2 separate regions of the Mus musculus genome follow, and region 2 is linked to region 1. Evidence: chromatin loops called from intact Hi-C (ENCODE). Cell type or tissue: gastrocnemius. All regions are shown on one strand. Links, peaks and the distances in the headings refer to the core of each region. The heading gives the core; the rest is flanking DNA. Region 1 overlaps Zfp143 (zinc finger protein 143). Region 2 overlaps Tmem41b (transmembrane protein 41B).

Region 1 (7,382 bases), core at 1,448-6,447:
CAAGTGTTCTGGTTTTGGAAGGCCTCTCCTTTACACTTAGCTGTGATGATTATGGGATGCTGTGCACATACGCACAGGGGACACAGAAGGGAAGAGCCATATACACAGACATTTGCCCTCTTGGCTCCTGAAGTCACTTAAGTCTCAGGAAGGTAATAAAAGAGTCTATAAGCATTAACCACAAAACCAGAATGGCTTGTACACAGTCTACCAACCTACTCAGTCTTTTACACACGTGACTGACAGCAATCTATTAGTACACAATGACATCATTGTGTAAAGACTACGCATGGCTATAAATGTAGTGACTATCTGGGCTGAGGTTAATCATTTCCTAAGTGACTAAACAAGAACTCCATCCAGTTCAGGTACATTTTTCTTCCACAAAAACCAGCACATGAATGACAATTTCAGCAGCAGAACTACTCGAGTGGGTGACTGGCCTCTCTCTCTCAATACTGGCTAACTCCCACGGAGCAAGGAAGAAAGGGAAACTTTACCTGTTCAAAGAAGAACTTAAGACTGTACTACTAATCTGAGAATTAGGATATGAAGGATTTCAGTGTCAGGTCTAACTATCATGTGTTCAGATGGCAGCAGTCACTGAGGTGTAATGTTCTTCCCTTTTTTCCCCCACAGTTATTTATACACCATTATTCCCAAAGATTATGTCAAAACCAGAGATTATGTCAGAGAAAGCACAGATCTGTATTTTTTGAAAAGTAATCATAGTTGGGTTTTTTGTTTGGTTTGTTTGCTTGTTTGTTTTTTTCCGGGGTTTCTCATGTGGCCCTGGCTGTCCTGGAACTCACTCTGTAGTCCAGGCTGGCCTGCTTCCGCATCCTGCATGCTAGGATAAAGGCAACACAACCACAGCCTGGCCAATCATTGCTTTTAAAATATACTGTATTATAGGCCATTTTACAGACTGAGAAAATCTCTTACAGTCTGAGATATCAACATATAAGGAGGAGAGTAAAGACATGCTGTGCAGGTCTTATAAATTACATTTGACATTATTAAAGTCTGCTTTTTTTCCCCCATGTGTAGTTGAGATGTGCATTCATGTCCATGCAGAGGCTGGGACTCCATGAGGAGTCTTCCTTGATAGCTTTCCACATCATTCATCAAGGCAGGATCTCTCAGCTGAACCCCAGAGCTCATGGATATGGCTAGCCTAGCAAGCCAGCACGCTCAGGGAGACTATGTCTGAATTCCAAGACTGGAATTACTGGTGAAATTCAACAGGCATTTGTGTGGGATCCTAACTCTGATCTTCACACTCGCTTGCACGGCACTCTAACAGTGGTGTCTTCTCCCAACCCCCAAAGCCTTTTTTTCTAATTAAAAGGATTTAGCAGTTGTTTCTTTCTTGTTGTGAATGAAAGCTTATACTCTCTACATAGGTGCAGTGGATCAGGCCTGTAAGCCCAGCATTTGAGAGGCTGTAGCAGGAAGACTACTCCAAATTCAAGGCTAGCCTGGGCTACGGAGTAAGCCTCTGCTGGAGGGTGGTGGAAGAAAGGGATGAGTTCTATATGCCTCCGGTGTGACTGCTTAGAGGCTTGTGGCTGGAGAGCAGTCTTGCACTGAATACATTTGAGCACGTGCTATTTCCCAAGTTTAATTATAAACTTAAATATTTCTGAACATTTCATTCAGGTGCTGAAAATGAGAAAAGTCTTTGCTTTCCTGGGAGGAACTGCCACACTGGCCAGGCTTTTTCCAGAGAGTCTCCAACTTGCTTTCCTCTCGTCAAGCACTGGGGGCTTTCCCATGTGCCAAACCTTCCTTTTATCTTCAAGTCCCCTTCTTCCCTTCCCTTCTCCCAGGCATTGCTTCTTTGCCTCCATCATCCCATCCACCTTTATAATCTTTCCAAGAACACAACATTTCTCCGGGAAGCCCTCTCTGCTTTCCCAGAGGATACAAGTTCTCCTTCTTCCACAATGCCGAGCACTGGTGTCTTTCTGCAGCACTTGTCATGACTATACAAATGAAACTGAAGGACTAGAGAAGACAGCATGGGTTATAAACTCACAACAGATATGATTGTTAAAGCACTCACCTGGGGGAGGCTCGAAGAAGGCTTCCTGCTCCTCCTCAATGGGCTCTGTGTCGTTGTGGGCTGTCCGTTTGTGCATGGCCAGTGTGGAAATCTGTTTGTACGTCTTCCCACAGTGGTTACAGTTGTATGGTTTAGAGTGAGTGTGAACGACATGGTGTTTATACAAACTGGAATATTCTGTAAACCGTTTGTCACACCCAGGAACTGTACAGACATATGGCTTTTCTCCTAAATGAAGAAGACATGCAAAAAGGTCAGTTTTTACATAGGTAGACAAAGTTACTCCACAGCTGAAGGGTGAGACTTTTAAAAATCAACAAGAGCACATGCTTAGCACTCATGACGCAGAACTCAATCCCTAGCAGAGGGAGTGTGTGTGCATCCTAAGATGAAAAGCACAGAAGAAAAATTCCCTATGGTTTTAACTTGGCTCAGAGGTTAAGGGTGCTTCATTTCCAGAGGACCAGAGTTCAGTTCTCAGCACCCGCGTAAGGCAGCTTCAAGCAACTGTAAGTTCATTTCCAGAAGACCAATACTGTTTTCTGGTCTACATGATTTCTACACTCCTGTCACATCCTTTCCCTCATATACATAATTAAAAAATATTATCTTTGTGAGGTATGTGGCACACGACCATAATCCCAGCACTTGGGAGACAGAGGCAGTTGGATCTCTGTGAGTTCAAGGGTAGCATAGTCCATAGAGTGTGTTCTAAGCCAGTATGGACTTCAGTGTGATTAAATACATGTGCCACCAGGCCTGAATTCATCTATTACTGAACCTGAAACTCACTGACTTGACCAGATTGGCTGACCTCCTGTCATTGCCTCCTCAAAGATAGGATAGCAGGCACATTTTGCTGTGCTCAGCTTTTTCTATGGGTGCTTGTATGCTTGTATGGCAAGTGTTTATCAAGGGAAGCAGCACTGCAGCCCATCACAGTATCTGGTATTATAGTGCTTGTATGATAAGTGTTTATCAAGTCAGGTGGCTCTGCAACCCATCACAGTAGCTGATACTGTAGTGTTTAACCAATGCTTTCAATTTTGGGCCAGGTGTCAGTAAGAGTTACAGATTAATCTTTAACACTCTTTGTAAATTAAGAAAAAATTATGTGAACTTATGTGTCTCTGTGTAGGTATGTGTACATGAGTGCAGGTACCCAAAGATGCCAAAAGAGGGCATCATGTCCCCTTGAGTTGGAGTTACAGGCAGTTGTGAGCCACCTGCTATGGTGTGTGAGTGTTGGAACCAAGCTCAGGTCCCCTGCAGGAACAGCACTTGCTCTTGATTGCTGACTATCTCCTCAGCCCTTTATAAGTAAAAAATAGTAACAGCAGAGATTTTTTTTTATTTGTTTGAGACAGTTTTTCTTGTAGCCCAGGCTGTCATAGGACACAGTACATAGACCAGGCTGGCCTCCACTTCAGAGATCCTTTAGCTTCTTCCTCCTGAGTGCTGGCATTAGAAGTACTCGGCACCACACCCATACTTTATAAATTAATAAAAATACATTGATTTATGTGTATGGGTGCTTTTCCTACATATAAGTCCAGGTACCAACTGTGTACAGCACCCAAAGAGGTCAGAAAAGGGTCATTTTCTCTGGAAGTGGAATTACTGATGGTTTTTAGCCTCCATGTGGGTGCTGGGAACCCAGTCTGGGCCTTCTGAAAGAGCAGCTTTTAACTACTAAGGCATCTCTCTCTAGCCCCTTTTTGTAAGCTTTTAAAAATTATGTTCATTTTTAAATGTGTGTATGTGTGTGTATATGGGCTGCCTTGTCTGGGAGCACCTAGCCTTGAAGAGATTTGAAGTGCCAGGGTAGGGGTGGGGGATTCCCAGAGGAGGCCCCCACCTGCTCAGAGGAGGGGAAGGACCATGGGAGGGGGGCAGTGACCAGGATGTAAAGTGAATAATTAAAAAAAAATTAAATTAAAATTTATAAAAAGTTCTTATTTTGAAGGATGGCAGGTGTTTGTTTGTTTGTTTGTTTGTTTTTGAGACAGGGTTTCTCTGTGTAGGGCTGGCTGTCCTAGAACTTGCTGGCTTTGAACTTGAAGATCCGCTTGCCTCTGCCTCCCAAGATGTGTGTGTGGTGCCGTCACTGTCTGAGACAGTGACTTTTTTTTTTCCAAGACAGGGTTTCTCTGTGTAGCCCTGGCTGTCCTGGAACTCACTCTGTAGACCAGGCTGGCCTCGAACTCAAAAATCTGCCTGCCTCTGCCTCCTGAGTGCTGGGATTAAAGGTGTGCGCTACCCCGCCCAGCTGATGACAGGTGATGTTCTAAACAGGAAAATGGCTGTCAATTACCACTTGGAATATCAGCCCAACTGCTATTTAGGCTGCAGCAAAAGCCACCACTAGATGGCACCAAACAGTAAAAAAGGGATTCCTGTAAACCTTTTTTCCCCGTTTTTTTTTTTTGTTTGTTTGTTTGTTTTGTTTTTGTTTTAATTTTTTATTAGGTACTTTCTCCCGTTTGTTTTTAAGCGTCCACTTATGGCTGGCCTCACAGCCATGACATAGCTGAAGATGACTGTGACCTTCTGATCCTGCTTTGCAGCTGCCTCGTGCTGGTATTATGATGAACATAGCAGCCCTCCTTCACACTGGCTGTACTTGCGGTACTGGCTCACTTGTGGCACTTGATCAGCCTTACAGAAATGGACTTCGTTTTACATTCTGAAGCTTCCTCTCCCTGAGTGCTGCTTGCTTGCCTCCCCCTCCCCCGCCCCACCTCCCTAGACCCTTACTCATGCAAGCACTGAGGCAGATGGCAGTTACACGCCTGGCAGTGGCTCTGCCTTCCCCTGCTGGGATTAAAGGCGTTGTGTGTGTGTGCCATCACAGGTCAGCTCAGCAGAGAAAGTGTGGAGCTGCTTCAGCTCTTCTCATCATGGAAACTGGGAAGAAGAAGGCAGTTGAAAGCCTCGAAGGACACAGGGCAAGACCCCAGCAGTCATTACCTGTGTGTATCCTCACATGGTTTTTATAATTAGTTGCGCTGGCAAATGCCCTCCCACATCCAGGTTCTGTGCAGTAATAAGGTCTTTCTCCTGTGTGTGTCCTAATGTGCACTTTTCTGATATTTGATGTGGTAAAGGACCGACCACAGCCTTCAATAGGACACTTAAAGGGCCTTTCTCCTAAAGATACAAAAGGGAATAAATTAAACAGTTAAAAAAAAAAAAAAAAAAGAGAAATACAGAGATGGGAATGTCACGGGGTTCTGTCAAATGTCTCATCACAGGGTCTCACCCCATCTGCAGCCTGAAGGCCCTGAGTTTCCCTTCTAAGCATTGCTGTGTTCTGGAGAGAGCATTCAACACTCATCAGTGACTGTGACTTTCCAAGATAGAATCATCAAGTGGGCATATTAAAAAAAACTGAACTGAGAAAAGCATACACCACAATGTCAGAGGAAAGAGAAAAGAAAATCACGAACAGAGCTAAGGTTCAACAAGATGGCTTAGTGGGTATAAATGCTTGCTGCCAAGCCCAACTGAGTTGGATCCCCCGAACCTAAAAATTAGAAGCAGAGAATCAACCTCTGAACCTCTGTCTCTGTCTCTGGTTTCTCTGTGTAGCTCTTGGCTCTGTAGACCATGCTGGCCTTGAACTCAGTCCGAGTGCTGTGATTATCATTTCTGACCTCAGACATTTTCTTTACCAGCAGGAGAGGGATATTCTCTCTCTCTCTCTCTCTTTCCCCCTCCCTCCCTCCCTTCCTTGCCCCCCCCAGGGTTTCTTCTCTGTGTAGCCCTGGCTGTCCTGTAACTCACTCTGTAGACCAGGCGTGCGCCACCACTGCCCAGCCAGGGTCTGTTCTCAATTTTGCTACTTATCAAATGTGTAATCCTAGGACAATAACCTTGTTACTCAGGTAATCTCTGAAACTGAGAGGGTTGGTGATCTAGGCTACTGTGCATATTTCTGTGACTTCACCTTGGAAAGTTCACATTCAAAAACAGCAAGTTGGATGAAATTTTAGGAATTTAAGATAAGGCCCAGATAATGACTCCTTTCACCTTTTTCAGGGTCACCATCCTTTCCCTCAGATTAAGAATTCCAGGCCTGGAGGCCAGCAGTTACAAGCACTGACTGCTCTTCCAGAAGACCCCAGTTCAATTCCCAGCACCCACATGGCAGCTAACAACTATCTGTAACTTTGGTTCTAGAGTACTGATACTCATGCACATAAAATAAAATTAAATAAATTATTAAGAAACAATAATAAAATAAAAAGCAGTCCTGGCCTACCCTGATAGTACTAGCCTGTAATCCCAGAAATGGGATGGCCAATGTAAAAGCATCACAAATCCAAGGTCAGCCAGGCTAGATTATCTGATGAGATCCAGGAATCACAAAGGAAAGAAAGCGACTGCTGGTCTAAGTAGGACGTTCTGCTTCAACTGGTACCTGTATGGGTTCTGATGTGCTTCTGTAGATCTCCTGAAGTTTTGAAAGACTTTGTACAATTATCTTCTGAACACCGATATGGCTTTTCTCCAGTATGAGTTCTGAAATGACTTTTTAATCCATAACCTTTAAGAAAATTAAAGAGAAAATGTATCCATACAATACTCCTCTAAACATGTTTTTGGAGATTAACCTAGGGAGCATAAAGTAAGCAGGAAGAATCAAATCCTAGGCAGATATCATGTAATGACTATTAAGAATATTTGGGGCAGCTGGGCAGTGGTGGTGTACGCCTTTAATCCCAGCACTTGGGAGGCAGAGACAGGCGGATTTCTGAGTTCAAGGCCAGCCTGGTCTACAAAGTGAGTTCCAGGACAGCCAGGGCTACACAGAGAAACCCTGTCTTGAAATACCAAAAAGAGAAAAAAGAAAAAAAAAAAAGAAAAAGAAAGAAAAAAGATTAAGTGAGGCAAGCTAGTATGGTGGCTGATGCCTGTACTCCCAGTATATGGAATACTGAAATGGAAGGATTGCCATCAATTTGAGACTAGTGTGGAATGCAGTGAGGCATTGCCTCAAAAAACAAATCAAACAAAAATATTCAATATTAAAAAAGGGTGGGGCTTGAGAGATAGCTCCATGGTTAGTCCTCACTCATTGCTCTTACAGAGGACTTGGGTTGGGTTCCCAGCACCCCGGAGACAGAAAACTCCCTATGCCTGTTTTAACTATAATATATATATTTAAAGATTTATTTATTTATTATATGTAAGTACACTGTAGCTGTCTTTAGACACCCCAGAAGAGAGAGTCAGATCTCATTATGGATGGTTGTGAACTACCATGTGGTTGCTGGAATTTGAACTCAGGACCTTTGGAAGAGCAGTCAGT
Region 2 (7,382 bases), core at 1,003-6,002, 120 kb after region 1:
AGTCGTCCAAGATTGAAACACTCCCTATCTTCGGTGCCAGAGATCCCAGGGCCTTGCACCCTAGGATTTAAGCCTGACCACAGCCATAAGAGATTTCCTAGTAATCCCAACAAAACATCCTATTGTAATGGAAAGGCAAGCAGGCTAACTAGGCATACACTGACAAAGACAGTTTCCTTCTTAGTTACGACTATTTATTTCCTGGAGCTTTGTTACTTTGAATCTAATATATCCATGATCTTAATAAATGTAAACTAGCTGGGTGGTGATTTTTTTTAATTACCATTTTTTATGAAGCCTTTTATTTCTTAGAACTATATGTAAGTCTATTAGAAGTGTTTCAAAATAAGATTAAAGATCAGTATATGGGGTGCTGGAGAGATGGGTCAGTGGTTAAGACCACCACTGCTCTTCCAGAGGACCCAGGTTCATTTCCCAGCACCCACATGGCAGCTCACACTTGTCTGTAACTCCAGTTCCAGGGTTTCTGATACCCTCACATACATGTAATGAACATAAATAAAAACACATTTCATATTTTAAAAACCGAAGATAATTTTCCCACCAATGATGTTTGAGTGATCCAGTTTCCCTGGTTAGTAGCTATGTTCATAGTAGACCAAAATGGAAGCAACCCAGATGTCCTTCAGTGAATGAGTTTTTAAAATTAAAGCAAAGTTTAAAAAAAGTTCAGTGTAGTGGTACATTTAGAATCCCAGCCCTCAAGAGATAGAGGTAAAAGGAATAGAAGTTCAAGGCTAGCCTGAGCTACATAATAAAACCCTGTCTCCCAAACCAACAGAAAAAAAATCTGGTGTCTCTCCTCTCTCGGTTTGAGCTACAGCTCAGTAGTAAAGCTTTTCTACCATATCTCAGACTTCTAGGTTAACCTCTGTGGGGAAAACACAAAGAGTAGGACTAAAGAGACCTACTCTTTGGCATGGGGATATTTACCTGAAATACTAGATTGTGGCTAGAGAGACAAACACATTCAAGGCCTGCCTAGGCTAATAGTGAGAACCTGTCTCAAAAACACACACAGGGCTGGAGAGGTGGCTTTTCCTCAGATAACCATAATCTCTTTAAGAATGGAAACATGGCCCATGACTAGTAAGGTTGGTCTGATTTCCACAAACTCATGTCTGAAGAAAAGGAAGAGTATCAGGGACTGTGGTTCCGTAGTTAGTGTGCGTGTCTTGTGTGTATTGTGCCACCCTAAGTTCAATCCCCAGCCATGCAGCAAGAGAAAGAGTAAAGGTGTCAGGTGGCGGTGGTTTGCAGGATAGTAAATGGTGAGGGTAGCCAGTTTGTACCCAGTGACATAAGGGAGAAACTGGGTCTGGAAACCTGAAGCCTGCTAGCATTGCAAAGCCCAGGTTGTCAGTGTTCTACACTCACAGAAGTGCTGTTGAAAGCACTCCGTGTGGGAAGCCAGAGATCTGAATTGAATCAGTGATGGTGAGTTCCTGTCCTCAAGACTCCAGGTTTGCTTCTTTTAAATAAAGGTTTGGTGAATGCCTACAAGGTTTGTGTTGTGGCTTTTAAATTGACCACAGGTAACATACAGTCACTGGTAGTATTGTAATGGGACAGTCTGGTCTGGAGTTGATTTTGAGCTGCTAGCTGTATCCCAGATCTATTAAGCAACAAAGGACATAAGGAAGCAATTTTAGGTGTTTTTACAAGTATATCAAAGTTGGAGGAATTTCTCATAGGTTAAGAGGACCAAGGTTTGATTCTCAGGACCAACATGGCCCCATAACAGATTGTAACTTTTACAGAATCTAATGGCCTTTTCCAACCTTCGTGGGTACCAGGCACCCATGTAATGCACATACATACATGAAGGCAAACACACACATAAAATAAATCTTTAAGTCCTTATGGCCCTCTGGAGAGAGCTCAACACTCAAGATGGATTTTTTTTGGGGGGGGGGTGTGTTCGAGACAGGGTTTCTCTGTGTAGCTTTGGCCTTCATGGAACTCATTCTGTAGACCAGGCTGGCCTCAAACTCAGAAGTCTGCCTGCCTCTGCCTCCAGAGTGCTGGGATCAAAGGTGTGCGTCACCACGCCCAGCTCAAGATGGATTGTTGCTCGGCATGAATACTAGAGTTTGGATTCCAGTACCCATGTCCTCCAAACACCTATGACTTCAGCTCCAAGGGGCACATAGAGACAAAAAAACTCAATTTTTGTTTTAAAATTTAAAAAGATGGTATGAGCCTGTAATCCCAAAACCTGATGCTGAAGTTATGTGAATTTCAGACCAGGACTATAAAATTACATCTTGTTTTAAAAATAAAAAGGAAGAAGGGGGCTGGAGAAAGATGGCTCAGTAGTTAAGAGCACTGACTGTTTTTCCAGGGGTACTGAGTTCAATTCCCAGCAACTACTTGGTGGCTCACAACCATCTGTAATGGAATCCAGTGCCTTCTGGTGTGTCTGAAGACAGCTACAGTGAACTCATATACATAAAATAAATCTTTAAAAAATGTAAAACAAATATCTGGGGAGGAAAATTAATGGACCAGATCCCTGGGAGGTACAAGAAAGCTAGATGGACTCATGAACTCAGAATAGGATTCCACACCTTTAATCCCAGCACTTGGGAGGCAGAGTCAGGTGAATTTCTGAGTTTGAGGCCAGCCTGGTCTACAGAGTGAGTTCCAGGACAGCCAGGGCTATACAGAGAAACCCTGTCTAGAAAAACAAAAAACCAAAACAACAACAAAAAATTACACACCAAAAACAAACCAAAAAAAAAAAAAAAAAAAAAAAAACCCAAAAAGCCAAGAACTAAAGCTCCACAGTAAATGAGGTGTTAGATTGTGGCTCAGTTGATAGAGTGCTTTCCTTGGCATGCACACAGCCATGCATTTAATTCCTCACTTGTGAAAACTGGTCCTGCTTGTTGTAATCCTACCATTTACTAGGTGGAGGCAGAATAATTCAGAGGATGAAAGTCACCCTCAGTACATAGTAAATTTGAGCTCAGCCTGATCTACACTCTGCCAATGGGCTGTGTCCCAGACCTTAATAGACTGACAGGCATTCCTTGTGAGATTTTTCAGTTACTCCTGGTGGACAAGTTGACATAGATGCTCATCCTGTTCTGGGCATGGATTTCTGAATTCCCCCAAACCACACAGATCCTGGAATTCTCTGCTCAGATAGTTTTATGAACTTTTAAAGGAATGAAAGCAGAAAAACAAACAAAAAACCAGACACTCGTGGCTCACAGAGCTTCATTTTGTATGCACTAGTCTCTCATCACATATCATTAAACCAAGTGTGTGGTCCTTCTGAGCACAGTTTCCTGTGCATGAGTGGAAAGGCAATGAAGGTGGCCCTGGGCATAGAAGAAAGGTAGGTATAGATGCTGCCTACCCACTGGCCATTTCCAGCTCTGTGCTAGCAACCAGATGATGAGGGTCAAAGGTGAGAGGAGAATGGAGCAGAAGCACAGGGAAAGCCTTGATGGAAGAGCAGAACAGATGCTGACTTAAGCTCTGCAAATCTGTGTCCTGTCTGAGCCCCACATGCTGGCATATATCCAGCAGCCCTGCTAGGAGCACATGCTCTCTGTGTGAGTGTTGCGGGGGTGGGAGGGTGGGGGGGGTGGGGGGGTGGTGGTGGCGGGGGTGGGGGGTGGGGGGGTAATGCCTCTCTCTTCAGATACTCTACTGCCACCTTTTGGAAGATGGTTACAGTAACTGTGCAAATTAATGGTGTCTACAATGAGACCCATCTGATGAAACAGTCTGTACAAAAGTTAGCAGGCAGCCTATGCTATGTTTTACCCTCAGGGTGTTAGGAGCCAGAGGTACAAATACTAATTTACAACCTGAGGTGAGTTTGATGCCATCCTGAGCAATCTGGAACTCTATCTCAAAAGACCACACAACAACAAATCCTAAAATACTCTGTTATAAGTTGTATGTATTTTCAGATTAGTGATATTTACTATATTTAGTGGGTAGTTCTGAATTGTCTTTCATGATCCATTATGTAACCACTACTACAACCGAGATACATGACAATTCCATCACCCTGTCTCAGAGTCTTTCAGAATCCTTATGTGCCTTATGCCTCTTAACCCCAGCACTCTGGAGACAGAGACAGGTAGATAGCTGTGAGTTTGAAGCCAGCCTGGCTTATTTAGAGTTTCAGGCCAGGCCAGCCAAAGATACATAGTGAGACCCTGTCTCAAAAATGACAAAAATCTTTCAGAGTTCAGCTACAGCTAAATATAGCTCCCTTTGGGATCCGGTCCAAGGCTTTTCATTCTCCCTCACTACGCCATCCGGCCTTTCCCAGGATGCTCTTGTCCCCAAGCTGATGAGAATAACGGTGCTACTGTATTCACAGTCTAAGGAAAAAGGCCGGGTGCAGCACACAAGAGGCCCATCTGGTCTGATTCTGAAAAGCTTTTCAGTCCAGTGGGACATGGGAGGAGGGGAAGGGCTGAGAGGAGCAACTATTAGTGTCTCTTGGGCTTGGAGAGCCAAAGATATTCCTCTGCTTTCTGGGTCCGACCACCCTACCCTACATTAGCCTCCCCCCACACAAACACACTCATTCAAACACATCTACATACACATCTATTTACAAGATCAGTTCTGTACCAGAATAGTCAATCATACAGAAAAAAAAAGGACCTCAGGCATACACTTACATACACACATTCACACGTTCACATACTACTTTGGGGAAGTTGTAACACCGGGTGACGTAACACTTGTTCCTCTTTCTCAGTTCATCCTTTCTTGTTGCAGCATCAGAAGCTGCCTGCGGCTGACCAATTTGGGAGCTTCCTTGCTGCTGCCAGTTATGTGGCTGAAAGGCTAAATAAAAAATGAAGCAGAGGTGGTTGCTGGTTCAGCGAAGGAGCAGACACACAATTGCTCTCCAGGAATCAGCTTTGTTAAGAGAAAGGGCCTCAGCCGGCCGTGGTGGCGCACACCTTTGATCTCAGCTCTTGGGAGGCAGAGGCAGGCGGATTTCTGAGTTCGAGGCCAGCCTGGTCTACAGAGTGAGTTCCAGGACAGCCAGGGCTACACAGAAACCCTGTCTCGAAAAAGAAAGAAACAAACAAAGAGAGAGAGAGAGAGAGAGAGAGAGAGAGAGGGCCTCCATGATGTAGTCAGTGACCAGGCTATGAGGTGGGAGGCCATTAGCACACAAACAATAAACCGGGCAATGCTGGCAGCACTCAGGAGGCAGAGGCAGGCAAATTTCTGAGTTCGAGGCCGACCTGGCTTACAGAGCTAGTTCCAAGACAGCGAGGACTACACAGAGAAACCCTGCCTTGAAAAAACAAAACAACAATAAACAAAAAGAAAAATAATATGGTTAGAGAGAGGACTCATCAGTTGGGAGTGCTTTCTGCTCTTCCAGAGGTCAGGAGTTAGGCCCTTAGCATCTGCTCCAGGCAATTCAATAACTTCTGGCTTCCTCAAGGGCATGCACACATACACACACACACACACACACACACACACACACACACACACACACACACCATATTCGAAACAGTTTAACAGGGGCTTAAACAGGAAAGAGACACTTTTCCTTTAAAACCTGGAGAGGAGGCTGGGTGGCTGGGCAGTGCTGGTGCATGAGACAGCAGCAGGTGGTAGAGGTTAGAGTTTACTAGCCTGGTCTACATAGGGAGTTTCAGGCTAGCCAGAGGTACTGAACTTTTCTCAAGAACTAAGTAGCTGAAGAGATGGCTCAGTACTTAAGACACTTGCCCTTGCAGAGAACCAGGCAGGGTTCAATTGCTAGCACCCAAATGGGTGGCCCACAATTATATGTAATTCCACGTCCAAGGATTTCAACACCCACTTCTGATCTCTGTAGGCACCAGGAACACACATAGTGCATAGACAAAACACTCATCCTATCTTTAAAAAAAAAGTTTCATTAAGAGGTTTAGTTCAGAGTAAGAACAAAAGCGAACCAGATGGAGCTGCCATAAAAAGGATGGCCGAGAAAGGCTCCTCAAAAGAGCCTTCAGAGAAGTCACTGAACAAACAAAAACAGTGGAGTGTGCTTGTTTTGGGGGGGCCCATGGGGCTTTTTTCAGCATGAGACTTTGTCTGGGATCTCACACGGGAGAAAAGAACGTGGAGGAGCCAGGCCCTGGTTAGGACCATCCACTAGGAACTGTAAAAGGAAGCCCAGCATAGGGGCTTCACTTTGCTCCAGGCAGGCAGTTTTGGGGGTGTGTGGCCTGGTTTTCAATTCTTTTAGAATGTGTGTTGTTGAGAGACAGGAGGAGTACTGTTTATAAGCAAGGTGTTAGGGGCAAGTTGGCCTGTAGGGTGTGGGAATGTGAGATATGTCTGACTTCTTAGGTAAAAATCAGAGATGGCTGTGACCTCTACGCATGGGGACACATGTGTATAAGCTGACCACTTCAGAGACTGTAGCCTAATAGCCTGGACTACATAGTGAGACTGTGTCAAATAAATTAAAAATGCCAAACTGCTGAAGGACAGGTGGATTCCTTTGAGGCCAGCCTGGTCTACAGAGTGAGTTGCAGGACAGCCAGGGCTACACAGAGAAACCCTGTCTGGAAAAAACAAAACAAAACAAAACAAAACAAAACAAAACAAAACAAAACGAAGAGTCATATGGAGCAAGGCATTAAGCAGCACTCCTCCATGGCCTCTGCACCAGTCCTGCCTCCAGGTTCCTGTCCTGACTTCCTTCAAAGATGAATGGTGATATGGAAGTATAAGCCAAGTAAACTCTTCCCTCCCAGCCTGCTTTTGATCATGGTGTTTCATTACAGCAACAGAGACCCTTACTAAGATGGTGCTTTGTGTACATGTATGTCTGTGTACAGTGTGTGTGCAGTGCCTGCAGAGGCCAGAAGAGGGGGCTGGATCTGCTGGGACTAGAGTTGCAGCTGTTTCTGTTCCTCTATGTGCATGCTGGAAACTGAATCCTGGTCCTCTAAAAGATCAAGTGCTCTTAACCACTGAGCCATCTCTCCAGCCCCTAAATATTATCTTTAAAAAAAAAATTAGGCTCACATGGGGCTGGAAAGATGGTTCAGCAGTCAAGAGTACTGGCTGCTTTTCCAGAGGACCCGAATTCGATTCCTAGCACCCACATGGCGGCTCACACTGTCTGGAGGGCTTCTGACACCCTCACATAGACATGCTTGCAGGCAAAATACCAATGAATAAAAAATAAAAATAAATTATTTTTTTAAAAATAGGGCAGCATCAAGCTGACCTTGAACTCCCTATTTAGCCAAAAATGACTTTGAGCTTCTGATCCTCATGCATCTACCTCTTTTTTTTTTCCCCCCGATTCAGGGTTTCTCTGTAGCTCTGGCTGTCCTGGAACTCACTTTGTAGACCAGGCT

Evidence for each region. Hi-C counts contacts between places; a loop is a spot of excess contacts. Peaks named below come from ENCODE experiments on the same cell type or tissue, not always from the same donor. Only the 100,000 strongest peaks of a DNase experiment are listed, where the experiment ranks them.
Region 2: it touches region 1 in a loop (3-fold over the local background); 4 of 42 quality-filtered maps call a loop at or near these places.

Annotation. Positions count from the first base shown.
Region 1 is chr7:110,081,027-110,088,408 of GRCm38, reverse strand. It overlaps Zfp143 (zinc finger protein 143), which reads right to left. Exons shown (of 16, transcript NM_001374618.1): 10 at 6,492-6,617; 11 at 5,039-5,218; 12 at 2,069-2,296. Among named protein-coding and RNA genes, the nearest start is that of Zfp143, 23 kb to the right of the region's middle. In gastrocnemius, for the core only: a CTCF peak has its summit at 4,431 (motif pointing right); DNase peaks (open chromatin) are centred at 3,965, 4,423 and 4,873.
Region 2 is chr7:109,965,353-109,972,734 of GRCm38, reverse strand. Tmem41b (transmembrane protein 41B) reads left to right here. Exons shown (of 7, transcript NM_153525.5): 7 at 1-548. Among named protein-coding and RNA genes, the nearest start is that of Dennd5a, 8.6 kb to the right of the region's middle. In gastrocnemius, for the core only: a CTCF peak has its summit at 3,727 (motif pointing left); DNase peaks (open chromatin) are centred at 3,546 and 4,345; H3K27ac peaks cover 2,192 bases.